2 separate regions of the Homo sapiens genome follow, and region 1 is linked to region 2. A link is a loop called in an ENCODE intact Hi-C map of the cell type or tissue named here. Cell type or tissue: dorsolateral prefrontal cortex. All regions are shown on one strand. Links, peaks and the distances in the headings refer to the core of each region. The heading gives the core; the rest is flanking DNA.

Evidence for each region. Peaks named below come from ENCODE experiments on the same cell type or tissue, not always from the same donor. Only the 100,000 strongest peaks of a DNase experiment are listed, where the experiment ranks them.
Region 1: a loop joins it to region 2, with 6 times the contacts of the local background. A loop is called at or near these places in 3 of 110 quality-filtered maps.

Annotation. Positions count from the first base shown.
Region 1 is chr10:1,021,044-1,035,482 of GRCh38, reverse strand. IDI2 (isopentenyl-diphosphate delta isomerase 2) reads left to right here and starts at 9,624. Exons shown (of 5, transcript NM_033261.3): 1 at 9,624-9,667; 2 at 10,739-10,901; 3 at 12,708-12,800. The coding sequence starts at 10,760. It overlaps IDI2-AS1 (IDI2 antisense RNA 1), which reads right to left and starts at 12,846. Exons shown (of 5, transcript NR_027709.1): 1 at 12,700-12,846; 2 at 1-193. In dorsolateral prefrontal cortex, for the core only: a CTCF peak has its summit at 12,870; a DNase peak (open chromatin) is centred at 12,852; H3K4me3 peaks cover 1,567 bases; H3K27ac peaks cover 709 bases.
Region 2 is chr10:1,065,661-1,080,189 of GRCh38, reverse strand. It overlaps WDR37 (WD repeat domain 37), which reads right to left. Exons shown (of 14, transcript NM_014023.4): 2 at 7,897-8,074; 3 at 2,187-2,283; 4 at 84-179. The coding sequence starts at 8,034. Among named protein-coding and RNA genes, the nearest start is that of WDR37, 17 kb to the right of the region's middle. In dorsolateral prefrontal cortex, for the core only: a CTCF peak has its summit at 5,019 (motif pointing right); no DNase peak of the experiment used is centred there.

The DNA.
Region 1 (14,439 bases), core at 5,509-13,508, 50 kb after region 2:
ATTATGTGGAGGACAATAGCACATCACAGACTCCAAACAACCCCCATGTCTTTGTCATACACAGCATCCAGAGCTCGCTGGGCATCCACCCGGTGGGAGACAGGCCAGCACGACCAAGTGGCCAGCACACCAGCCAGCAGCAGTGACTTCAGGGCCCAGAGAACGTCAGCACGCTGAAACCTAAGACACAAAGCTTAACATCAAAGAAATAAAAGTCATGACAGAATTTTTAGAGAAACTGGACATTATTTTTTTTAAAGAACCAAATGGGCCCTGTTTTGAAGGATGTCCCTGAGAGCCATCGGCCCCAGCAGAGAATCACTGCTGGGGTCTCTGTTTCTTATCACAGAAATTCTAGAACTGTGTCCAGAACATAATCAGCACTCAATAATTATTAGCTAAAGGGAAGAAAGAAGGAAGAGAAGATAGACTAGAATGTCTTCCATGTGAATTTTTTATTGAGGAAGCTTGAGAGGCGGCCAAGAGGCCTGGGGAGGCCTGCGTTCCTGGCTTTAGGCTGTTTGTTGAGCAAAGACAGTGACCTTTCTGTTCCCAGGGAGAACAGCCCTTCTCAGTTTCATTATGGACAATGTTCTTCACAGCCCTTACGTTACTTTCCAGAGGAAGAGATGCAGACTTCATAGACCTATTTAAGTAAGATTGAAAGATGATTTTATTAAAATCTTTCCAATTTTTATACTTCTGGCCAACAATAGGCATTCTTAGAATTTTTGAAATTTACAACTTAATCATGACACGTGAACATCCTAAAGCACACACATGTCCTTGAAGATATTCCACAGAGAAGCTACAATGAAAGCCGTAAGACTCTGTGACTGGCTCTGTGACCATGGTTTGCAGATTGATCTGAGCACTTTGGCCAGGCATGTGCCATTTGATTCTTGTCCCAGGAAGCCCAAGACGTGACACGGTGACCCACTTTAATGTGTTTATACATAAGTGATTTCAGGAGGCAAAAAAACAGATTACACTTTTTTTTTTTTTTTTGAGACGGAGTCTCGCTCCTTCGCCCAGGCTGGAGTCCAGTGGTGCGATCTCGGCTCACTGCAAGCTCCGCCTCCCGGGTTCACGCCATTCTCCTGCCTCAGCCTCTGAGTAGCTGGGACTACAGGCGCCCGCCACCACGCCCGGCTAATTTTTTTGTATTTTTAGTAGAGACGGGGTTTCACCGTGTTAGTCTGGATGGTCTGGATCTCCTGACCTCGTGATCCGCCCGCCTCGGCCTCCCAAAGTGCTGGGATTCAGATTACACTTTTAAAAGTAATGGCAAACATAATTCTCAATTTAGGGTCTCAGTAATTTACAAATGTATGTCTAGAGTTAATGGGCATAGAAATTTACCCAGAAGAATTAGGAGGGGTATGTATGCAAGGGGTAGAAATAGGATCCCAATTCAGAGAAAAGGGAATTGTTCTCAGGGAATCAGGACAGGGAAAGTTTAGGGAGAAGAGAAGAACCAAAGTATTGAACTTGGGGCAAGACCAGAGTAAGAACCAACAGTAAAACCAAATTGCTGCACAAAAATAGTAAACAATGAGACAGGGATAGTTTTTTGGCCTGAAAATACTAGCCCATACATGTATGCCAAAAGCCTACTGGCAGTGTACCCAAAGAGACTACTTACAGCACCATGGCACAACACAGGCATGCAGTGGGTAAGGTTTCCTGGCATCTCGTCACAACCACTGGGCCTTGACCTTGGCCATCCCTGAGCTCTGAGCTCAGGTCTTAGCAGGTTGGTCCTACTGATTGTAACAGGGCCCTTGTCACTGGAGTTTGGCCAGTTATGTTAACATCTAGCTATTTATGAACCTTGTCATTAGTAATTATTACAAGATACAACATAATAGGAACAACTCTATTCATAAAAAATATATACACATAAACAACAAAAACATGTATATGTATTGTTATTCAGCCTCCTAGATGAATAACAGCTTAAACCTTATTAAGTCTTTCATTTTTTGCCTTTCATTTACTTAATTTTCTATTACAGTTTCAGAGCTTGGGTTATACCTGAGCCTAAACATGGTTAAATACCACCCAGTTGTACAGGAGACAGGATCAAACGATAGAGAAAATAGAGAAGTGAGTGTTGGAGGAAGAGCAGTAGTCTTCTCATGGCTGAAAATTAAAGCTAAGTCTGAGACTGACCCCTATTCACGTGGATATGGGGCCCATTTTAATAATGAACTTACGACCGGGTGCGGCGGCTCACGCCTGTAATCCCAGCACTTTGGGAGGCCGAGGCGGGCAGATCACAAGGTCAGGAGATCGAGACCATCCTGGCTAACACGGTGAAACCCCGTCTCTACTAAAAAATACAAAAATTTAGCCAGGCGGAGTGTCAGGCGCCTGTAGTCCCAGCTACTCGGGAGGCTGAGGCAGGAGAATGGCGTGAACCCGGGAGGCGGAGCTTGCAGTGAGCCGAGATCGCCCCACTGCACTCCAGCCTGGGCGACAGAGCGAGACTCCATCTCAAAAAAAAAAAGAAAAATGAACTTACATTTCTTTCACATATATTCAACTCTTCACATGTTCTTTTTCTCCTTTTGTTGGATTTATCGAGCTGTGCTTTTCAAGGATTTGTCGATTTAATGCACATTATCAAAGTTAGAGTTGTAACCTTTCCCTACATACAATCTTAGTATGTTTTTAGTATCTTCCTTTTTCTTACACATTTTCCAAAATCTTTCCTATCTCCCAATAGCATATGCAGAAGAAAATGAGATATCTCAAATATAGCAAAAACTGCATCAGATTGCTTTGGAATAAAAAAATTGAAAAGCTTCTAGTGATCCCAGCACTTTGGGAGGCCAAGATTGGCAGATCACTTGAGGCTAGGAGTTTGAGAGCAGCCTGGGTGACATGGTGAAACCCCATCTCTACAAAAATTAGCCGGGCATGGTGGTGTGTGCCTGTAATCGCAGCTACTCAGCAGGAGGAAGGAGGGACAGGCAGGGGGAGGGGGCTGAGGGACAAGAATTGCTTGAACCCGGGAGGCAGAGGTTGCGGTGAGCCAAGATCGCACCACTGCACTTCACCCTGGGCAACAGAGTGAGACTGTCTCAAAAAAAAAAAAAAAAAAAAAAAGGAGCAACAAAGTTGGAAAAAGCCATTAACTAGAATGATCAAGAAGAACAGAGAGAATGCACAAATGATGAAAATCCGAAATAATGCAGGTACATCTTTGTATTACCCAGCTAAGGCATAGTAATTAAAATCTTCCCATGAAGAAAAGACAAGGCCCAGTGGCCTCACTAGTGAGTTCTACCAAACATTTAAAGAAGAAGTATTGGCCGAGCATGGTGGCTCACGCCTGTAATCCCAACACTTCAGGAGGCTGAAGCGGGCGGATCACCTGAGGTCAGGAGTTCAAGACCAGCCTGACCAACACGGTGAAACCCCGTCTCTACTAAAAATACAAAATTAGCCGGGTGTGGTGGCACACGCCTGTAATTCCAGCTACCCAGGAGGCTGAGGCAGGAGAATCACTTGAAACTGGGAGGCGGAGGTTGCAGTGAGCCGAGATCGCGCCATTGCACTCCAGCCTGGACAACAAGAGCGAAACTCTGTCTCAAAAATAATAAAAAATAAGAAATATTACCAGTCCTTCATAAGCACTTCCAAGAAATAGAGGAAAAAGGAACACTTTCTTTTGGTTATTACAAGAAACTATACCAATGTATTTTAGTTATTTTATATTTTTTATATATTGGTGTTATTTTATTAGTTTTATATATATTATTTTATAACTAATCTATATGTTATATTAATTATTTTATATATTATGGTTATATTGCAGTTATATGTAGGTATATATAGCTATATATAGTTATATTAGTTATCATATTAGTTATTTTATATATTGTTATTTTATATTTTATATATAATATTTTTAGTTATCCTACCTCCCAAAAGCATATGCAGAAGAAAACGGGATATCTCAAATATAGCAAAAAGATTTCTATTGAGAAATGTTCAGTAATAAGTAAAATGACACATATGTGATTGATATTTTTTTTTTTTGAGTCATTGTCTTGCTCTGTTGCCCAGGCTGGAGTGTAATGGCACGATCTCAGCTCACTGCAACCTCCACCTCCTCAGTTCAAGCAATTCTCTGCCTCAGCCTCCCGAGTAGCTGGGATTACAGGTGCCTGCCACCATGCCTGGCTAATTTTTGTATTTTTAGTAGAGATGTGGTTTCACCATGTTGGCCAGGCTGGTCTTGAACTCCTGACCTTGTGATCCACCCACCTCGGCCACCCAAAGTGCTGGGATTACAGGTGTGAGCCACTGCGCCCAGTGTGATTGATATCTTAAGGCTGATGACAGCAGCCCTCTCAAATGAATCTGCAATTTGCTACTGAATCCATACAATTCACCTCCTCCAGTATTTGGCCAAGCCACACAGTAACTATTTATAATAGATATTACAAGAATAACTATTATCAATCACGAATCCAGATACAAAAATCTTAAAATATTAACAGAAACCAGCAACATATAAAAAGAATATTCTCCATGCCCAAGTGGGATTTATTTCAAGAAAGCAAGGCTAGTTTAACATCTGAAAATCAATTAATATGATACACCATATTGCTAGAATAAAGGGGAAAAGACCACACAAGACTCATTTCAGTAGAAATGCAGAAAAAACATTTGACAAAACTCAACATCAATTCATGATAAAATCTCAAGAAAGTAAGACGAGAAGGGAACTTCTTCAACCTGATAAAGGTCACCTTCTGAAAACCTACAGCCAACCCTATCTTTGCATTGAACAATGCTGTAGAACTACAGCTCAACACACTTTCTTAGGAAAGCAGAATCTGAGAGCCCATTCAGAAAAAGAACTACCTCAACACTCTTTCTTAGGAGAGCAGAATCTGAGAGCCCATTCAGAAAAAGAACTACCTCAACACACTTTCTTAGGAAAGCAGAATCTGAGAGCCCATTCAGGAAAAGTCTGAGAGCCCATTCAGAAAAAGTGTTCTTTGGAGAGCAGGATTGAATTAGTTTGATCTTTTCAATTGAATGAGGCAGTAAGCCACTAGGTACAGTGATACTAGCTTTGGTAATGTGCAGCTGTAGAGGGTTTGTACAAGGTTATTAAATTACATTCAAAATTTTGGTCTAGAATATCTTTTAGTTTTGGTGACCTAGGTCCATTATGTGCCTTAGGAATATACAAATATATGTAATCCAGGCTGGAGTACAGTGGCTCAATCCCAGCTCACTGCAGCCTTGACCTCTGAGGCTCAGGCGATTCTCCCATCTCAGCCTCCAGAGTAGCTGGGACTACAGGTGCACACCACCATGCCTGGCTAAGTTTTTGTATTTTTTGTAGAGATGGCTCTTGCCATTGTTGTCCAGGCTGGATGCCTGGGCCCAAGTAATCCACCCGCCTCAGCCTCCCAAAGTGCTAGGATTACAGGCGTGAGCCGCTGCGCCGGACACTGCCTTAAGAGTATACGAATGTATTTTTGATGCAAATGGAACTTTTCATTCAGGTGTAAATAAACTTGAGCTAAGTAAATGGTTAATAATAGGAGTTGATTTACATGCTTGCATTTATCTATTTTTTTCATTTACATACAACTCCTTGTGGGAAAGTGCACTAAAGATGCTGAGTACAAAAACTTTGTATTTATTTGCAGGATATATCTGAATATTTTTAATTAATTAAATAACCGAAGTTCCAAATTATAAACCTACAATCATGGACAGACATGGGAGCTTAAAGATTGCGTGGCTTGGCCAAATATTGGAGGAGGTCCAGGCGCAGTGGCTCACGCCTGTAATCCTAACATTTTGGGAGGCCAAGGCAGGCGGATTGCCTGAGCTCAGGAGTTTGAGACCAGCCTGGGCAAAGTGGTGAAACCCCATCTCTACTAAAATACAAAAAAAAAATTAACCAGGGGTGGCAGCGTGCACCTGTAGTCCCAGCTACTCGAGAGGCTGAGGCAGGAGAATTGCTTGAACCCAGGAGGCGGATGTTGCAGTGAGCCGAGATCATGCCATTGCACTCCAGCCTGGAGACAGAGGGAGACTCCGTCTCAAAATACGTATATATTAGAGGAGGCGAATTGTATGGATTTAGTAGCAAACTGCAGATTCATTTAGGAGGGCTGCTGTCATCAGCCTTAAGACATCAATTACATATGTGTCATTTTACTTATTATTGAACACTTCTGAGTACTTGTTCTAGAAGCTCTCCCAAATTAATTATCTCTTCCAAATTTTCCCAGTAATACCAAGGGCCTCATCTTTTCTGATCATTGCTAAAGTGTTAATTCTTTCTTGATTTATATAGATAAAAATAACCCTATTATGGAAAGTTATTTTTATTTTCCTCACTGCCAAAATTTTATTCATCACCGTTTTCCAACATATGGATTTGAGTATAATCTCTTAAGATATTTACAGAAATTTTAACCTATGTTATCAAATATCAGGAAGTGCTTATCTTAGAAGCTTGTTCTTTGGAATTTTGTTGACAGGAGTTGAAAATTTGAACAGCTCAACAATTGTACTTAACAATTTAGGTTAAGTTACTTGATAGTTTTAAACGTGAGAAAAGGAACGAGAAATATTAGAGAAAGGAACTGGATATAGTGAGCATGAAGGAAGTTTTCTAAGAGTGTTCCTGCAAAGGAGTAGCTTGCTGGGCAAATGAGGTCTAAAAAACTAGCTGTTACTTAAATGAAATCATAGTCACATGCTTGCAGACTGATAGGAGAATTCCAACAGAGAGAGAGAAAACGTGATGATAGAGAAGAAAAAGGGAAAATTGCTGGACGATGTCTTTGAGTAGGTGACTGTGGGTGAATCTGCTGCAGAAGAAGTTATTTTTTGTTTTTTGTTTGTTTTTGAGACAGAGTCTCGCTCTGTTGCCCAGGCTGGAGTGCAATGGAGCGATCTCTGCTCACGGCAAGCTCGGCCTCCCGAGTTCACACCATTCTCCTGCTTCAGCCTCCTGAGTAGCTGGGACTACAGGCGCCCACCACCACACCCGGCTAATTTTTTTGTATTTTTAGTAGAGACGGGGTTTCACCGTGTTAGCCAGGATGGTCTCGATCTCCTCACCTCGTGATCCACCTGCCTTGGCCTCCCAAAGTGCTGGGACTACAGGCATAAGCCACCGCACCCGGCCCTTTTTTCTATTTTTAGTAAAGATGGGGTTTCACCATGTTGACCAGGCTCATCTCAAACTCCTGACCTCAGGTGATCCACCCGCCTCAGCCTCCCAAAGTGCTGGGATTACAGGCATGAGCCACCACACCTGACCCAAGAAGTGACTTTTGGTAAGTACATGGATCACCCATCATTCTAGGTGGAAAGCAGAGGATTAGGGTTGTACAATGCCTAGGAGATGGAGTGATGGTGTTGGGAGTGGCTGTTCTCTTCTGCATGCAGCAGTTTTCTCAGAGATCTGAGAAGTTTACCCCAGTGTCGACGATAATGTGTCAGTATTTCTGGAACATGGCAAGCCCTTTCCATCTGTGGGTTTAAGTCATCTTGTGTGTCTGGGATATTTTTCTTTATTATTATGGCTCTCTTGTTCAAGGATACCCCTTTTAGCACATGCTGTATTTGTTTTACCCTCTCTTTCATACCTACAATACTTGGCCTACTCCTTTTTAACTCTTTCCACTTCCATTTCTTTTTACCTGCTTTTCCCAGTCTTGGCCTCCATGTCCTTCTCTATATTTCACTGATATCTAGAGCCCTTTCTGTTGCTTCTAATTTGCCTTAATCAGATGTAATCATCTATTCCTAGAGTTTATTCTTAACCTCCTACCTGCAGCATTATAGGTCATCAACTGTCATTCTTAAAGTTGTCATAACCTCTCTTAAGAAAATTCTCCGCATATAGCCTAATCAAAATGTCTTCCTTCCTTTCCTTTATAATGTTTTTTGTGTGCTTTATGTGTCAGAACCTTGTACCCAGATCAACCTAGCAAAGGGTTTCCCTCCTTTTTTATCCCCTAGAACATTTTACAGAGAATGACAATTCCTTCCTTGAAATTTTGATAACATTTGCCTCTAAAGCTTTCAGTGCTTAGTTTGGTGGTGACGATCCCAACATGTTAAACTGCACAGATTCTGGGGGCTCAGCTGCATCTGCAGCCACATTGCCTTGGGCAGGTAATTTACCTCTCTGTGCTTCAGTTCCTTATCGATGCTGTGATAATAAAAAATAACGCTTATCTCAGAAAGCTGTCGTGAGGACCAAATGAATTAATATACATTAAACTCTTAAAATAGAAACTGGCACAAAGGAAGGACACAATGTGTGTCTGGCTGTCTTACTATTATTATTATTACTATTAGAGTTGTTGGATTATAATAGGTACGGTATTGTATATTAGTTTCTTCCTCAAAGCCTAATTCATAGACTTATTTATTATTTTTTAGATCTTTAAAAGAGTATCATTCTCCCATTCTTACTCTTCTGACTGCAAAAGAAACAAGTTTCAAACAGACCATTTATTCCTGAGTCTCAGAACTGATTTCCAGGGAAAACATTTCAGGCATAGCCTTTTGATTTTCTACGTAACTAAAAATTACATGCATAAAGGTGAACTTATGGAAAGACAAAAGAGCAAAACACATTAATCTTTTTATAGAATATTACCCATCACTGCTGCTGTGTTATTTTTGTTCTGTATTATCCGTGCCAAAGTCAGCGGAGTCATGCGTCCATCGTGCTTCTCTCCTCATATTCCCTGAGAGAACCGACAGATATGGCAAACATTTTTTTGATATTTTAAGAGACCCTACTTGCAAAACTATTTGGCCTAGAGCTTTAGTTGGTAGATGATATTTGGAATATGATAGGCAAGAAATTATACAGTTTTTTAGCTCTTCCAAACACATTGGTTTCCAAGGTCTTGCATTTATTTATCGATTTTCAGCTATCCTAAGAATTTATTCAGTAATTTTAGTCACAATGTTTATTATTTTTCTCTTCCATTTGCCACCTTTATTTTTTCTTTTTAAAATCTGGGATGATATATACAGCAAGTGAATTAAAAAGATGCCATCGAACGGCGCCGTGGCTCACACCTGTAATCCCAGCACTTTGGGAGGCCGAGGCGGGCGGATCACCTGAGGTCAGGAGATGGAGACCAGCCTGGCCAACATGGTGAAACCTCGTCTCTACTAAAAATACAAAAAAATTAGCTGGGCGTGATGGCGGGCGCCTGTAATCTCAGCTACTCGGGATGCTGAGGCAGGAGAATCGCCCGAACCCGGGAGGCAGAGGTTGCAGTCAGCCGAGATCACGCCACTGCACTCTGGCCTGGGCAACAGAGCTAGACATCACCTTAAAAAAAAAAAAAAAAAGAAAGCCATAGAGTAGAAAATAACTTACCCTAGGTTTAAAAACTAAAAGCATTTTTTAAAGTGAGATTGTGTCAAAACAATTTTCTATTATCCCTCAATTGAGAGGGAGAAAGATAGAGAGAAAGAGATGGAGAGATAGAGAGAGACCGGGGTGTGTTTTCTTGTTAAGAATACAAAAATATCAGATTGCCTTAGCTGATATCTTTCTACATCCCCAGGGTATAAAAGGGCCCTGGTTCAACTTGCACATTGAGTTCCACATCTGATACCCAGGAGTCTCCAGCTTCCAAGAGAGGTTAGTGCATATGTTTTACCTTGTGGGAATTCTTTCTTTTATGATCTAAATTTGTACATATTCAGTAATTGTTTTCTCTGCATTTCTATTGTATCTCATGTCCATGCATTAAGTCAAACAGCCTTTTGCAAAGAGGAGGAGCAGATTGCTGAAAATATTAACAGTAATGATAATGGACAGACGTGAATGCATTTTTTTAAAAAGTAGAAAAGGATGATGAGAAGGTTTTACATGAAGATAAATGACCCTGAAAACATTTTTTTTTTTTTTTTTTGAGACAGAGTCTCACTCTGTCTGCCCAGGCTGGAGAGCAATGGCACGATCTCGGCTCACTGCAACCTCTGCTTCCCAGGTTCAAGTGATTCTCCTGCCTCAGCCTCCTGAGTAGCTGGGAATACAGGCATGTGCCACCAGGCCTGGCTAATTTTTGTATTTTTTAGTAGAGAGAGGGTTCCACCATGTTGGCCAGGCTGGTCTCAAACTCTTGACCTCAAGTGATCCTCCCACCTCGGCCTCCCAAAGTACTGGGATTACAGACGTGAGCCACCGCTCCTGGCCCTGAAAACATTTTGTGAGAAGATCTTCACCTAAGAATCTGCTTGGCTCTGAAGAGGACCATAGCCCTTCTGTGGGTGACGTAGCTTTCCTACAAGGCTGTGTGTTTCTCCACGTCTGATCCAGGTCCAGTGGTTTTGCACAGGGCTGCACTTTTCCCCAAAAACTTGTACAAAGAGTGTTACCTACAGTTTACCTCGGTGTGTTTTGTGTGTGTGTGTGTGTGTGTGTGTGTGTGTGTGTGTGTGTGGTGGGGCGGGGATTCTTTAACTCGTCACTAAAGGAAACCTGGAAAACATGAGGAGTATGTATGTACCCAAGATTTCCCGTTCAGAGAGACACCACATTAGAAACAGATGATTCACCTTCCATATCTCAGAACTGTGCTGCTTCAACACAATTGCTGTCACTTGTAGAGAAGGTGTATGCTAAATCCTAATGTGGTTGGTAACACATAGCAAAAACGAGATGGCAATATCTTTCACATAAAGAGGCATTTGTGTGCATCTATTTCAGGTCGGGTCACAGCCAGCAGCTATGTCTGACATAAATCTTGACTGGGTTGACAGGCGTCAGTTGCAGCGCTTGGAGGAAATGCTGATTGTTGTGGATGAGAATGATAAGGTTATTGGTGCCGACACCAAGAGGAATTGCCATCTGAACGAAAACATTGAGAAAGGTAGCCCCCGCCCATTTTCTCTGTCCAGTTCCCAGGGTTTTCCCATTTTTCCCACCCGACGGCAACCTAAGAAGAGAGTCTAGGCCTTTCCGGCTAGGAGGCGACCACTGGGTCACCTGTGTGCTTGCTGTGCCGTCTTTAGAAGGCTCGGGGAGCAGCACCTGGATGACGTCTTTGCTTGGTCAAGCCCTTGTCAGGCTCCTGCACCTTCTCCTAGGCATCCGTGCTCTTCCTCGTAAGATCCTGTTTCAGCAAGAATTCTACCAGGTTGTTTTAGCGAGAACCCTGACCTTGGCATCTGATTAAATTCCTCAACCCCGTCCCTCCCAGGTGACGTCTGATCACGCAGGCCTGTCTTCAGCAGGTCTTGTTAGGTCGGTGTAGCCAGAACCCCCTTCCCACTGATGTTTTCTCTTAGTAACTTTTAATCCATAGGCCCCAGCCTGCTCCTTGGGTGTTGTGTGCAGTTAGGCTGGTTCTCCATGGAGGTCTCTTTCCCCTATTGAAATGGTTCTCAGTAAAGTCAGACTTTCCTGCTTTAACTCCTGTCCAGCTCTGGTTTTCTTTGACCATCTTAAGCCATTTTATTATTTTTTAATTTTCATTTTTGTGTCTTTTTTATAAACACATAATAATTATGCATATTAATGGGGTACATGTGATAGTTTGATACCACCATGTCATGCATAATGATCAAATAGGGCATTTTGGGATATCCATCACCTCAAACATTCATCATATCTTTGTGTTGGGAACATTCCAAATCCTCTGTTCTAGCCACATTGAAACATATAATACACTGTTGTTAACTACAGTCACCCTACTGTGCTATTGAACAGCTGATATTATTCCTTCTCTATCGCGGTATGTTTATACTTATTAACCACCCTCTCGTCATCCCTCCCCACTGCCCTTCGCAGCCTCTGGTGTCTAGCATTGTGTTTTCTGCCTCCATGAGATCAACTTCTTTAGAGCCCACATAGCAGTGAGAACATGTGATACTTGTTTTTCTGTGCCAGGTTTGTTCCACTTAACACAATGGCCTCCAGTTCCATCCATGTTGCTACAAATGACAGGATTTCATTCTTCTTTTTTTTTTTTTTTTTGAGACAGAGTCTTGCTCCATTGCCCAGGCTGGAGTGCAGTGGTGCAATCTCAGGTCACTGCCAGCTCTGCCTCCTGGGTTCATGCCATTCTCCTGCCTCAGCCTCCCGAGTAGCTTGGACTACAGGCACCTGCCACCACGCCCAGCTAATTTTTTTGTATTTTTAGTAGAGACGGGGTTTCACCATGTTAGCCAGGGTGGTCTCGATCTTCTGACCTCGTGATCCGCCCACTTCAGCCTCCCAAAGTGCTGAGATTACAGGCGTGAGCCACCGCACCCGGCCCGATTTCATTCTTCTTTTGTGGTGGAATGGTATGCCACTGTGTATCTAACCCTCATGTTTTCAACCCTTCAAACCTCCACGGACACAGGTTGATCTCATATCTTGGCTGTCGTAAATGGTGCTCAGCACCCAGGAATGCTGCGATATCTCTCTGATAGACTGATCTCTTTTATTTTGGATATTTGCCCTGGTAGTGGGATTTCTGGGTCATCTGGTAGATCTATTTTTAGTTTCCCGAGTGTTCTAATCCGCTGAGATTCTGAAACGTTGTGTTTGGGCATCCAGCAGTCCCCTTTGCCCTGCCCAGGTGCCACAATCACAGGCTTTTCTACGAGAAACAGACTGAGGACAAAAAGCACGAAGGACAATCGTACAGACTCCAGGCATGCACTCACACAAATGGCACTTACCTTTGCAGGGCTGCTGCACCGAGCCTTCAGCGTTGTCTTGTTTAACACCAAGAATCGAATCCTGATACAGCAGAGGTCGGACACGAAAGTCACGTTTCCTGGTGAGTCCGTTCAACCAAGCCCCGGACTGAAGAGAGCATCTCATGTGACTTGACCGGAGGAATCTGGGACAGGAACTCTCTGGTGCTCAGTGCCGCACTGTGGTGAGCTGGCAGCTCATCCTGCAGAAAATCGGCAGCTTAGGCAGATGCTAATTATGCTGATAGCTCTTCAGTAGGCTGGGTTTTCTTTTTTAAAAAAGTAAGAAACTATATGAGTTTCTGGGTTTTTTTGTTTTGTTGTTTCTTTGCAACGGCAAGTTACTTAAATGCAGAGGAATTTATCAACCTAAGGATTTAGGGGATTAAAATAGCATTTAGCATAAAATTAACTAGGTAATAATAATAAAAATTATCTTACAGGTCTTAGAGTTTTAATTATCTTGTACTTCTTAAAATTACAACTTAAAATTTTTTTTTTTTTTTGGAGATGGAGTCTGGCTCAGTCACCCAGGCTGGAGTGCAGTGGCGCCATCTCGGCTCACTGCAAGCCCCGCCTCCTGGGTTCACGCCATTGTCCTGCCTCAGCCTCCCAAGTAGCTGGGACTACAGGCGCCCGCCACCACACCCGGGTAACGTTTTGTATTTTTAGTAGAGACGGGGTTTCACCGTGTTAGCCAGGATGGTCTCGATCTCCTGACCTCGTGATATGCCTGTCTTGGCCTTCCAAAGTGCTGGGATTATAGGCGTGAGCCACCGGGCCCGGCCAAAAAATTTTTTAGAGGGGAACAGCATTTACGTCAATTGTGGTCATTTAAAGTGTTTTGGCCTAGGCTGTCCTCAAATTTTCAAAACCAGACCTTGCCTGAGCCATTAAAGCGAATGGCTAAGCACGGCCAGCTGTGGCCGAGGTTTTCTCCTCCCTTAGTTCTTCCTCGGAGCCGCAGTGGGTACATCCTGCCCATTCCCAAACCCACCACCATACTTGCTGGTCAAGTTGTACTCACGGGCTCCTTGATGGAGCTGAATGCAAAGTTTGTTTCAGAAAAATTCAGGAGCTGCAAAGTTAAGAGGGTCAACTGTAGTACATAGTCAACAGTTTGCAAATAAAGCCCCTGGAGCTAAGATTTCCTATCATGTGTTAGCCGCCTCCAGGATACATAGGGGCAGGTGGGAGTACCAGCTCTTGTACTTGCAAGAGTGGATTCAACTTCAGCCAAACTCCTTGCAGAGTGACCGAAGGAAGCACTGAGGGTCTGAGGAACGAGAGGGAACAGAGATTTACTGAGGAGAGTGTGACCTCCCGTCATAGCGCTATTGCTGTTACTTGGGTAAATTAAGTAGAACCTCTCAGTAAGGAAACTTGGTCAAAGGTATTCCAGCAGTCTTCCTGTGAAACCATGCTCACTGATCACCACCCTCAAAGTGCAGCCCAGCTTCCTCAGCCCAGCTGGTGCAGCCACCCAGCCCACAGCCCCACCACCTCCTCCCGCCACCCCATGGCATCTCAGGTCCTCTGTGGGTACAAAACTGAGTAGGAACCAGTCCCTCTCCTAAGACATACTGGGATAGTGCCACGGGACATGTGTGTGCACATCTGCAGGAAGGGCCGCAGGAGCGGTCAGGGCCAGCCCCGCCAGGTGGTCATGTGGAAGACCCTCACCAAGCCCACAGCCGTGGAGGCTGGAGGCGAGTGCTGCTC
Region 2 (14,529 bases), core at 242-8,241:
AAACCAGCCAGCATCCTTCACTAAATTCCAAATTTCCTGCATGTATAATCTGCAGGACAAGACTTTCATGGGATTCACCTTACCTTTTGTTTTGAGTTGGCCCTTACTCAGCTCTGCTCCATCAATCGCTTGTCCTTCAGCAGCTAAACGTTCATTAAGAGTGTCGATTTCTCTACGTACTGGGAAGAAAAAAGTTTTCAAAAATCTAAAGTATGTTTTTATGTTTAAGTGTACTCACCACTTCCAAAACTCGCACACAGAAAAAATGCTATATATTAGTGTTATATAAACAAAGACATGAATAATATTCTAATAAGCAAGATCACAATTCATAGAGTTCTCAAAAAACTAAAGAAACCATTCGAGGCTGGGTGAGGTGGCTCACGTCTGTAATCCCAGCACTTTGGGAGGCCAAGGCAGGTGGATCACGAGGTCAGGAGTTTGAGACCAGCCTGACCAACAGGGTGTCTCTACTGAAAATACAAAAAATAGCCGGGCGTGGTGGTGCATGCCTGTAATCCCAGCTACTCAGGAGGCTGAGGCAGGAGAATTGCTTGAACCCGGGAGGCAGAGATTGCAGTGAGCCGAGATCACGCCACAGCACTCCAGCCTGGACAACAGAGTGACACTCCATCTCAAAAAAAAAAAGAAAGAAAGAAACCATTAGAGATACCATTCCAAAAGTAAAAGCTCACACACTTGCTACACTGTGGAAGACACTGCTATCAGGGTCTCAAAGACAGCACCCGCATTTCAACATAGTTTCCATAGTGATTGATTCTGCACGATTAAAAACATTATTCTGGGCTGGGCACAGTATCTCATGCCTGTAATCCCAACAATTTTGGAGGCCGAGGCAGGCAGATCACTTGAGGCCAGGGGTTCAAGACCAGCCTGGCCAACATGGCAAAACCCCTTCTCTACTAAAAATACAAAAATTAGCCAGGCATGGTGGTGGGTGCCTGTGATCCCAGCTACTTGGGAGGCTGAGGCATGAGAATCGCTTGAACTTGGGAGGCGGAGGTTGCAGTGAGCCCAGATCACGCCACTGCACTCCAGCCTAGGTGACAGAGCAAGATTTTGTCTCAAAAAAAAAAACAAAAAAGTTGAAATGATTTTTCCCTCTATGAATTGTAAAGGTGGACTCTTTAAAAAGGAGAATCCAGTATTAACATTAAAATTTCCAAAAGCAAAGTTTAAATGACAGAGGATTATATTCTCTTCATTATTCATCCAACCACACCACTTAGTTACAGAGTGAAAAACAGCTTAACAATGGAAATGCTCTTTGTTAGTATTCAACCTTTGGAATCAACCTGTAGATAAAGCATGAAAGACTTGATTGTAGTTACATTTGTCTAGTACAAATTTTATAGTTTGGGTGTGGTGGCTCACACCTATAATCCCAGCACTTTGGGAGGCCAAGGTGGGAAGACCACTTAAGCCCAGGGGTTTGAGACCAGCCTGGGCAACACAGTGAGACCCTGTCTTTATATATATAAATTTTACAAACACAAACCCTGAAGGAGAAAAACTGGAAAGTAATAGAGCAGCGCAAAGGACCTGTTTATTTCACTGTGAAGCATTAACACTAAAGCGGATAGATCTAAAACCAGAAGATGATTACTTACATTCACAGGACTAACCACCAAAAGAACCAAAAGCAAAAACATGCAGAAAATGTCTTCCTTTGAAGAGTGCGATGGGCTTGAGGGGTAATGGTAGATTTCTTTTTATACTGTCTGATAAATTTTTAAGCACATATGGCCATTACTTCCAAAATAAAAAAAAGATAAATTAAAGCCAAGCTAATTCAAAATTGTTTTGATTTGTCTTTAATAAGTCAGATATAGTATATGCATCAATTTTCAAATGATGGTATATTAATAAAAAAGTAAATCAATGTTTTCTCAATTTATGGTGTACTTGGTGTAGGGAAAATGATAAGATCCATGTATTTTTTATTTTTTATTTTTATTTATTTACTTTTGAGACGGAGTCCTCGTGGGAATTATACCAGACCCACAGAACTGCAAGATGACAAATCTGTGTTAGTTTAAGCCACTAAAATAAGTTTAAGTTTGCTACAGCAGAACAGAAAACTAATATAGTGATGAATGTCTATTCATAAATTTGACTATGGATAGGTAAAGCTATAAAAGTATATTAAAATAGGAGATACTCACATTCTAAGTTTTCGATATAAAGGTTTTCAAATTCTCTTTCTATTTGACCAAACAGTTCCAGAAGTGTACTGCGAACCGAGGAAGGCAGTTTAGAATCCTGCAGAAGAAGACTTTGTTTAAAATGAATGAATGAATGAAAAACTCTAAGTACAAATATGCTTTTTCCAAAGTGAATTATCTTTTATTGTAAACTCTTATTTTGTATTATTACATATTTTTATATATAAAATGCTTAAAGAGTTTAAAGTTCCAAATTTCTGCCAAGGAGACTATAAATCAAATTGTATAAATGGCTACCTAGTATGATATGGGATTTGAAAATAAACACTCCTTCAAAATAACACAATTTTTCCCTTTACAAGAGAGGACATAAGCCTACCTTATTTTAAAACTTCCAAATTTGGAGAGAAAGGCGGCAGCTCCCATAAATGAACTATTATAAACAGCCTCTGAGTGCCATCATACGCTATCCTACAAGTATTTTAATCTGCTAGACCCTCATGGAAGAGGCACCTTTGCAGAGTTCCCGCCACACCCACTGCACTTTAAGCAAAAGCACAGTCACTCTCCCATCACTCGACATAACACCTAAAAGAGTGTTGTGAAGAGGAAAAAAAGAAAAATTTCACAAAAAAGAGCCAAATGTCTATTAATTGAGTGAAAACATTAACTTTTTATTTCCTGCCCAGGCCACGCTCTTCATGCCTGTGTGTTTCCCGCACCCCTGGGAAGGCGAAGGGAAGGAGCTACATTGTCAAGTGTGGTCCAGCAAGTAAGCAGGTCCTGAGCACCAAACATATCACAGGCACTCACTGCTTGGACCCACCAGTCAACAGGAGCCTGCTAGATACAGCCATGTGCCACTCCAACCTCCCTGAGGGCATGGCCTATGCACTATTTGGTATGTGTCCCCTACTCCCAACACCCAGAGTAATTTTCAAAAAAATCCCCATCAAATATTTCTAAAATAGTGTTTCAATACTTACCTTTTTTTTTTTTTTTTCGAGACAGAGTCTCGCTCTGTCACCCAGGCTGGAGTGCAATGGTGTGGTCTCGGCTCACTGCAAGCTCCGCCTCCCAGGTTCAAGCAATTCTCCTGCCACAGCCTCCCCAGTAGCTGGGACTATAGGCGTGCGCCACCACACATGCTGGCCAGGATGGTGTCAATCTCCTGACCTCATGATCCGCCCGCCTCAGCCTCCCAAAGTGCTGGAATTACAGGCGTGAGCCACTGTGCCTGGCTGATACTTAATGGGACTTTTCAAATTTACATATAGCATAAACTTTTTTATTCTGATGAGTCGTAAACTTTTTTTTTTTTTTTTGAGATGGAGTCTCGCTCTGTCACCCAGGCTGGAGTGCAGTGGCGCGATCTTGGCTCACTGCAAGCTCCGCCTCCCAGGTTCGTGCCATTCTCCTGCCTCAGCCTCCTGAGTAGCTGGGACTACAGGTGCCCACCACCACACTCAGCTAATTTTTTGTATTTTCAGTTAAGACATGGTTTCACAGTGTTAGCCAGGATGATCTCAATCTCCTGACCTCATGATCTGCCCACCTCGGTCTCCCAAAGCTCTAGGATTACAGGCATGAGCCACCGCGCGTGGCCGAGTTGTAAACTTTTTAAAAAGATGCACTATATTTATTAAATCCTTCTGAGATCAACTTAAAAGACAGAAATTTTAGGGAAAAATGACAGCATTTTAGCAATGTGAGTTTTACAGTTATCACAGATTTCTCACAAAAATTTTACAAACCACACACACACACGCACACCCACATATATATACTACTTTAAATACTGAATCTACTGAATTGGTACTATAGCCTCTAAACATCCTTCTAAAACCAATGAAGAACACGGAAAAAAAAAGAAAGGAAAATGTAACTATAAAAATTAAAACTAGGCCATCAAAAAGGACATCCCAGCCAGGCACAGTGGCTCACGCCTGTAATCCCAGCACTTTGGGAGGCCAAGGTGGGCAGATCACCTGAAGTCAGGAGTTCGAGACCAGCCTGGCCAACATGGTTAAACTTCGTCTCTACTAAAAATACAAAAATTAACCAGGAGTGGTGGCAGGCACCTGTAATCCCAGCTATTTGGGAGGCTGAGGCATGAGAATCGCTAGAACCCAGGAGGTAGAGGTTGCAGTGAGCCAAGATCAGTACCGCACTCTAGCCTGGACAACGGAGCGAGACTCCGTCTCAAAAAAAAAAAAAAAGAAGTTCCAATAACTATGAAACATAAGCTTGTGCTGAACTGAGAATCACTATTAGTATTTTCCCTGCCCTGTGGCCTCTGCACGCCCCATTCCCACTCTGTGAACATCCCTCCCCACAAGCATCCCTCCCCAAAAGCCCTTCTGACTCCTACACAAGGCCAATCTCCTCCTACAGAATCAGTTCCTACTCATCTATACCCATCATGTTTTAAGGCTCTTATTGTTCAGCAACTAATTACATCATGTCATATATACTTGAATATTAAGTGCATATTAATATAAAAGTAGTTGCTAACACATGGACACAGGGAGGGGAATATCACACACCGGGGCCTGTCGGGGCGTTGGGGGGCTGGGGGAAGGATAGCATTAGGAGAAATGCCTTATGTAGGTGACAGGTTGATGGGTGCAGCAAACCACCTTGGCACATGTATACCTACGTAACAAACCTGCTCGTTGTGCACATGTACCCCAGAACTTAAAGTATAAATTTAAAAAAAAAAAAAAAAAAGGAATTGCTATGGAAAAGAAAGCTGAGAAGTCAGCATTAACCTCACTTTATAATCAAGAAACTAAATGCACAGAGAAATGAGGACTTGTCCCACTAGAGGGCAACTTGAGCCCAGGAAGAGCGCGCTTACAAAATGACTTTCAACCTTTTCCATCAGTTCTCCCTTTCTGTGCCATTCAATTTCACAGACTCTCAAACGAGTTGTTGAACTTTTGGTACCACTTGAGAAAACTCAAGACACTACTGCCGTGACTCAGCAAAGCTTTTAAATGAATTTCTTCCATCACATCGACACCAACACACACCTGAAAGCACCTGCACGCACGTGCGGGAAGCAGCCAGCTCTTCAGGCCGCAGCCAGCACTGTGTGCACGTGGACGTCGCAGTTCTCGGCAACGACAGACCTCCTGCGCCTGCGCGAACCTGGCTTTCTAAACTACTTCAGACTGGCAAATCTGAGATGTATAAAGTTAAACCTAACACGATGTCTCCCTCAGACTCATCTGCCCTCTCTTCTATATTGCTGCTCCTCAACAACTGAAAGGGCGTCACTCTACACTGTCTAGAACGAGCCCACTCCTACGTTAATCAACACCTCCCTGTTCTGAGATCGCCCCCCTCACACCTACCATGCCAAACGCGTGCGGCAGACACCACAGCTCTCTCCCGCCCACGGCAGGGGGAAGGCAGAGCACCTCACGGGGGCCACTCACCTCTCCCGCCCAGGGCAGGGGGAAGGCAGAGCACCTCACGGGGGCCACTTACAGAACATGCTGACCGGTCCCACTCCGAATCACTGCTCATTGAACAAATGAGCTCCGTCTAGGGAGCGAGCGTGGGAGACACAGGCCAAAGGTGGAGCAGAGGACGAGGCCGTGCGGCTTGGAGACCTCTGAGCTACCTTCGTGAGGGTTACCATGAGATGCAGTCACCGCCTCTGCTGTGTCACAAAGGAGAATGGGCATTCAGGGCCCAGAAAAGAACACTTTCACCCCAGGCAGGAGACAACTCTAGAACATGCCAGCAGGGGAGGCTGCAGGGTTTCCACTGCTAGAAATGTACGTGAACCTACAAATTAGGAAAACCTATCTTGGACTGCTTACTCACACTGTCCAATAGGGTAGCCACTTGCCACATCTGACTATGTAAATTTCAATGTAATTAAAAGTTTTAAAAATTAAAATCTCATGTCCCGGGACACTGGCTACATTTCAAGTGCTCAGCAGCCACGTGACTGGTGGTTCCCACATCAGACAGCAGATACAGATACAGACACTGCCCCCACCACAGGAGTCCTGCCGCATAGCTCTGCTGTCTCCTAAGTGCTGTGTTGAACGGGGTCCACAGGCCCAGGACCTCAGCATGCGACTGTGTTTGGAAGCAGGGCCCTGAAAGAGGTGGTGAGAGTAAAATGAGGTCATAAAGGAAGGCCCTCCAGTATGACAGGGGTCCTTGTAAGAAGAGACTAGGACAAGACACGCAGAGAGGGACAACTCTGTGAGGACACAGGGAGAAGATGGTGTCGGCGAGCCACAGACAGAGGCCTCAGGAGGAACTAGCCCTGCTCACACCTTGATCTAGGACTTCCAGCTGCCTGGAAGGACCATGAGAAAATAAATGTCTGTTGTTTAAGCTGCCCAGTCTGTTAAGCTACCCAGTCTGTGGCATTATGTTATGGGAGTCCTAGCAAAGTAATACACTAAGAATACCAAAGCTATTTTTGTAATTTTTTTGAACACTAAGTTAAAATGTAATCACTTTTTATAGAAATTAGAACCAGGTACTGGTTTATTTATTCAATGCATAATCATCTAATTTGAGGTAAAGATCCTCTTCGTGGCAACAGTCATGTCGGATTCTGGGTTCACACTGCTGTATTCAGTGTAGAGGTCCCGGCCTCGAAGTCCTGGCATAAAGTTACCCACATGGTCCTAACAAAATCCAATATTCACAGAAGCCAATTTCTCAGGTTTAAGCTTTATCTTCCTACAGCATTATGGCTGATGAATTTGTTCTAATTGTGAAGGAATGGTTGTAAGTTTACATATAGTTATATACATATATAACCATATATTAGATATATCTAGAGCTTATTTTAATATAAATATACTGCGTCTAGACTTCACAACACTCTTTAAAAATTCTGACAGAATTTCATCAGCTATAAATGAACTAGAAAAAGTATAAGCAAAACTTATCTTTATCAAAAATAATTAGTTCATTTTAATCCAAGAATGACATACTCATGGCGGCAGAGACAAGGATAAACCTAAGCAAAGTCACTAAAAGATCTGATTCCAAAAACTCTTCAGAGAACAGAAAGAGATCATTAAAAGGATATGATACTCTTCTTTTCTTGAGACTGTTAGAGACAGAAAACCCAGAATTGTACTGTCCGCAAGCCTGTACAAAGAATAAAACTAATCCCAACTCTCATACCCACTTTGATTTGTTATTACTTAGTATACATATGCTAACCCATCTGTGTATGCTGTTGTATTTGATAGAAGTTTTAATGAGTTTATTTTGGGGGAATTTGGGAGGGGTGATCTTTCTTCTTAGTAACCCAACCCTTTTTTTTTTACTTTGGAGACCTTTATATATTTGGCTACTTTTATAACGTCACAGACACAATCACCATCTTTAAAATAAGGCCTTGATCCCGGGGCCGGTGGCTCACGCCTGTAATCCTAACACTTTGGGAGGGCGAGACAGGTGGATCACCTGAGGTTAGGAGTTCGAGATGAGCCTGACCAACATGGTGAAACCCTGTCTCTACTAAAAATACAAAATCAGCCGGGCATGGTGGCACATGCCTCTAATCCCAGCTACTCAGTAGGCTGAGGCAGGAGAATCACTTCCACCCAGGAGGTGGAGGTTGTGAGCGGAGATCGCACCATCGCACTCCAGCCGGGGAAACGAGCGAAACTCTGTCTCAAAAATCAATCAATCAATAAGGCCCTAATCAATCGTAGCTTACTTGTCCTTCTAACATGTCTCTTGGCAGTCCCGTCCTCTCCTGCTCCGAGCTGTTAGTTCTTCGTATAGAAAGGCTATGGGATTTGCGCTTCTGTTTTGTTTGGCGAGCAGTCGAACAACTTGCGCTTTCTGTGGGCATTACTTCTAGGAGGTAGTGTCCTGGTCACTCCTGCAATAAGCTAAAAACAGCAAGAAAAAACAGTGTTTCTGATACAGCGAGTTGAAACAAAAGAAAAACAGTGAAGAAGATAATGATGACTTCTAATTACAAGCTTCCTTACTATAGTTAACATTAACTATATAATTTGGAATATGACAAATTAAGATGTTTTAAGGTAGGGACCACAGCCTTTATTAAAGAAGTAATTTCTTTATCAAATTTCATTAACATCTTAAGTATCAAATGGCAAAAAAGAGGTTTAAAATTTAAAAAAAAAATTGCTCTCCCTTAACCCAACGGAATTCCCCAGGCACAGTCTACTCCCCCGAGGGAACCAATGTTAATTGCATATTCTAGACTACACATTCTAGACTCATGCTGTCCAATAGGAATATAATGCAAGTCATGGATGTAAATTTTCCAGTGTCCACATTTTTAAAAATAAAAGCATATGAAATTACTTTTAATGATTTACTTAACCCAATACGTTTAAAATATTTTATAGTCAACATAAAAAACAATGGGATATTTTATGATTACCTCTTTGAAATTCAGCGTGTATATTTACAGCATATCTCAATTCAAACTAACCACATGTGATTAAGTTATTCAAATCTCTAATTTAAATATTATGATTTACCCACTTTGGGCATTTTCTACTCATTCCCTGTTATTATCCATCCTTCCTCCCAATTATATCACTACGTTACTTACTACAATCTTAGGTAATATATTTACACACATATCTTCTTTCTTCAACTACAGATTTTGCTATTTTGAACATTACCTGCTGATTTTTTGCTATTACTGATCCCTCCTCCCATGAACACAATCCTATCATCAGGCCAGCTCAGCACCTCACTGTCAAAGAATGCCTGACCCATATGCAGTCAAAGGCAAAGCAGGACACGCCCACGACCTCCCAGACGCCAACATGCCTCCATCATCTTCTTTTAGAGAAAAGACTGGCCCAAGTCCCAAGAGCAGGGGATGGTTCTGTGAATATATCAGCGTAAAGGAAAAATACGCTAACCTTTAAAATACACATAAGGACTACGTAAACATCTAAATTCCAAGTAGACAGTTACAATGGTGACTTACGCAACAGCAATAGCCTGAGCCTCAAGGCAAGACCTTATTTCTGGTGTGCCCAGCCCTCTTCATTATCAACTCCTTAGACATTACCAGGTGCAGACACACATCCCTGAAATGCTACTCCTTTCCTTCCAAATGGCTCTCACTTACTCAATAGCCCTAACACCTCCTTACTTTGTTATAGAATGATTCCTTTTCTACAATATTTTAAAATCACTAGCGTTCCCTTCTTTTTAAACAAGTCAGCCTGTTTTGAAAAATAAGTTTATCTACACATAGAAGAGAGTATTCTTAACAGAGATGAAATGTATTCACAAAAAATTTAGAGTGTCTTCCATAAAGGTTATTAATAACATAAACAAGATCTTTCCTATTCAGTTTATTAAGCATTCTAATTATAATCCTAAATACCAAGGATGAAAATATTTTTCTAAGAGAAAATATTGTCACTTATAAAAATTCACTTCATTTATTTTTAATATTATAAATAAAACAGTAGAAATCAACATATTTAACCTTAGAATTCAAGGAAGTCGTAGCATTTTTCTAAATATCTCTTCTAAATGTCTTTCTAAATATGAATGTGAGTATATACAGTTTAGCTTTGTTTCCTGTTTCTTACATACTATGCAGAACTCTCATATATAAATTTTGTTATTAAAACTTTTTTAAAAGCCAAGCATAACCCAAAAATGTTAGAAAACTGGAAGACAGTTTGCCTATTATTTAGGACAGTTTTTAAAAGCTTTAACTTAATCACAAGCTTCTAGTAACTCTCAACCAAAACAGTCATGTGAGTTATGAAGTTCCCAATTTTTTTTTTTTTTTTTTTGAGACAGAGTCTTGCTCTGTCTCCTAGGCTGGAGTGGAGTTGCACGATCTCAGCTCACTGCAACCTCCATCCCCCAGGTTCAAGCAAGAATCTCGTGCCTCAGCCTCCAGAGTAACTGGGACTATAGGCATGCACCACCATGCCCAGCTAATTTTTGTATTTTTATTAGAGACAGGGTTTCGCCACGTTGACCAGGTTGGTCTCGAACTCCTGACCTCAGGTGATCCACCCACCTCAGCCTCCCAAAGTGCTAGGATTACAGATGTGAGCTATTGTGCCTGGCCTCAACTTTGTATTTTGAAATAACTGCAGATTCACAGGAAGTTGCAAAGATGGTCCATATTTCCCCAGTGGTTACATCTTACATCATTACAGTACAATCTGTTAATTTGTTAGTTAATTTCACTAAACCAACAAACTGACATTAGTATAATGTGTGTATAGTTGTCATTCTGTTACATATATAAATTCCTTTAGGTGCCACATGTTCAAGATACAAAACACTCCACTCACCATACAGATCACCCACACTACCCATTAGTTACCCCAACTCCCTGGCACCATCCCTCAACTCCTGATAACCATTAATCTGTAACCATCTCTACAATTTTGTCATTTTGAGACTGTTATGTAAATATGATCAAAGAGCAGTTACCCTTTTTGAGATTCTTTTTTCCACTCAATTTAATGGTTACGATCCAACCAATTTTCTGCATGTATCAACAGTTTTTTCCTTTTTATTACTAGCTAGTGTCCACAGTATGGACATTTAACCATTTGTTTAACCATTCACCTGCTGCAAAAAAAAAAAAAAAAAATATATATATATATATATATTCTTTCCAATTTTTTTACTATTACTAATAAAGTTGCCATGAACAATAATATACAGGGTTTTATGTGAACCTAAGTTCTCATTTCTTTTGGATAAACAGCCCAAGAATAAGGCTGCTCAGTCACAGGGTAAATGTATATTTAGCTTTAAAAAAAATCTTGATATACGATTCACACACCATGTAAGACACCTATTTAAAGTGCACAATTCAATGGCTCTCAGTATACTCAGGAAGTTGTGCGATCATTACCACAATCAACTGTACATTTTTATCACCCCAAAACGAAGCCCCACACCTATTTGCCCTCACTCCTCATTTCTCCCACCCACTTCCCAGCTAGCCCTAGGCAACCACTAATTTACTTTCTCTCCATATGAATCTGCCTGTTCTGGCCATTTCATAAAAATGGAATCATACAACATACGCTCTGGTCTGTGACAACCAGCTTCTTTCACTTAGCACAACGATTTCAAAGTCCATCTATGTTGTAGCATAGTGGTAATGTATTCCCTTTTATTGCCAAATACAACTGACAGACATTTGGTTGTTTCCATATTTTAGGTTATTATGAAGGTTAAAGTGCAAATTTCTTGTATGTGTATACTTTTATTTCTCTTGGGTATACCTGGAAACAGAATTGCTTATGTTTAATCATGTTTAGTTTTTGTGGTTTTTTTCTAAGAGTGTCAAACTATCAGTATTTTCCAGGGTGGCTGTTTCATTCTACATTATCATCAGGAACACATGAGAGATTCAGTTATCCACATCCTCACCAGCATTTGGTATTGTCATTACTCTTTTATGAAAATTTGTCATACATGAGAAATTTTGTGCCAGGTATACAACACAGTCATCAAGACAGGCTATTTAGGGTGTCCACCACCCCAGTAAAACACTGTTTGTTTTTTTGTTTTTTTGAGACAGAGTCTCGCTGTCGCCCAGGCTGGAGTGCAGTGGCTCAATCTCGGCTCACTGCAACCTCCGCCTCCCGGGTTCACGCCATTCTCCTGCCTCAGGCGCCCGCCACCACGCCCGGCTAATTTTTTGTATTTTTAGTAGAGACGGGGTTTCACAGTGTTAACCAGGATGGTCTCCATCTCCTGACCTCATGATCCACCCGCCTCAGCCTCCCAAAGTGCTGGGATTACAGGCGTCAGCCACCGCGCCCGGCCTAAGATACTGCTTTCTTAAGGATAGTCACCCTACTCTGCTGTCAAACACTGAATGTATTCCTTCTATCATACTGCATGTTTGTACCTTTTAACTCTCTTCTCATCCTCCCTCCGCCCCCGACTCACACCCTTCCCGGTCTCTATTATCTATCTATTTTTCCACTGTTTACCTCCATGTGTTCACATTTTTTAGCTCCCACATGTGAGAACATGAGACATGACTTTTTGTGCCTGGCTTATTTCACTTAAAATAATGGCCTCTGGTTCCATCCATGTTGCTGCGAATGGCATAATTTCATTCTTCTTATGGCTGAATGGTATTGCAGAGTGTGTGTGTGTGTGCGCACCACATTTTATTTATCTAGTCATCCGTCAACAGGCACTTAGGTTGATTCCATACCTTTGCTATTGTGAACAGTGCTGTGTATACCTGCAAGTGCAGGCATCCCTTTGTCACTACTTTTTTATTTAGCTGTTCCGTTAGGTGTGTAATATCTCACTGTGATCTTAATTTGCATTTCCCTGATGGCTAGTGACACTATCTTTTCATGTGCTTGTCATCCACATATCCTCTTCAGTGAGGTGTCTCTTCACACCCATTTTCTAACAGTATTATTCGGGTTTTTTACTGTTGAGATTTAAGAGTTCTTTACATACTCTATAGTATGAATTATATGTCACATAGGTTAAGCTGCAAATCATTTCTCCCAATCTGTTGCTCTTCATTCTAAGAGTTTTTCATGAAGCAACACTTCTTTAATGTTGATAATTTTTTCTATGCATCACACTTTTAAAGTCATGACAAGAACTTTTCATGAATCCCTAGGGGCCAAACATTTTCTCCTGTTTCTCCTGAATTTTTTATAGTTTTCTGTTTCACATCTAAATTTATTACCTATATGGTACTGACCTTTTTATAAGGTGTAAAATTTAAGTCAAGGTTTTTTTGTTGTTTGTTTTCACCTGTGTATCCAATTATCCCAGCCTCATTTGTTGAAGATGATCCATCCTAGATTGAACTGCTTTGGACTTTTGTCAAAAAATCAACTCACTGTACTTGTGTGGGGTTATTTCTTGGTTCTCTATTCTGTTCCACCGATCTACATATTTATCCTTCCACCAACGGCAGTGATATGGTTTGGCTATGTCCCCAGCTAAATCTCATCTTGAATTCCAATGTGTTGTGGGAGGGACCCAGTGGGAGGTAACTGAATCATGGAGGGGCAGGTCTTTCCCGTGCTGTTCTCGTGATAGTAAGTCTCACAAGATCTGATGGTTCTATAAGGGGGAGTTTTCCTGCACAAGCTCTCCCTCTCTGCCTGCCGCCATCCACGCAGAATGTGACTCGCTCCTCTTTGCCTTCTGCCATGATTGTGAGGCCTCCCCAGCCATGTGGAACTGTAAGTCCAATAAACCTCTTTCCTTTGTAAATTGCCCAATCTCAGGTATGTCTTTATCAGCAGCGTGAAAATGGACTAATACAAGCAGTTTCTATTATTGTTCTGTATGTCTTAAAATCAGTTACAGTGATTCCTATTAAATCTTTCTCCATTTTGTTTTATCTATTCTAGTCCTTTGTCCTTCCTTTTACATTTTTGAATAATCTTTTACATATCTACAAAAATCTTGCTGGGATCTTGATAGGAATTGTGTTAAATCTGTACATCAATCTGGGGAGAAATGGTATATTTATTATGCTGAGTCTTTTAATCTATGAATACAGTATTTATTTAGATCTTACTTTCCTCCATGTCAAGGTTTTTTCTGCATTAGTCCTAGTATCGGGCTGGGCGAGGTGGCTCACGCCTATAATCCCAGCACTTTGGGAGGTCAAGGTGGACGGATCACAAGGTCAGGACTTCGAGACCATCCTAGCTAACACGGTGAAACCCCGTCTCTACTAAAAAATACAAAAAATTAGCAGGGCGTGGTGGCAGGCACCTGTAGTCCCAGATACTCAGGAGGCTGAGGCAGGAGAATGGCATCAACCCGGGAGGCGGAGGTTGCAGTGAGCCAAGATCGCGCCACTGCACTCCAACCTGGGTGACAGAGCAAGACTCCGTTTCTAAAAAAAAAAAGTCCTACATATCTTTTCTCCATTTTAGACTAACATCTCTCTTTTTATTTTTTGTGTAAGTTTAAATGATACTGTACTTTTATTTTGGTTTCCACGTTAATTGCTAGTATAAATACAACTGGATTTTATGTATTAAACGTGTACATTCTTGCTGAACCTAAAGTTCAAGATTTTTTGTGGATTCCTTGGGATTTTCTATGTCAACTATTAAGTCATCTAAAAAAAAAAAGGACAGTTTTATTTCTTCCTTTGTGGTTTGTAAGCCTTCTATTTCCTTTTACTACCTTATTGATTTGGCTAGAAATTCCAGTACTATCTTAAATTACTATAGTGACAGCAAACACCCTTGCTTTGCCCTGAATATTCGGGTGAAAATATTGTGTTTCACCATTAACTTTGATGCCAGCTATAGATTTTTTTGTAGGTGCTGTTTATCAAGTTGAAAACGTTTCCCTCTATCAT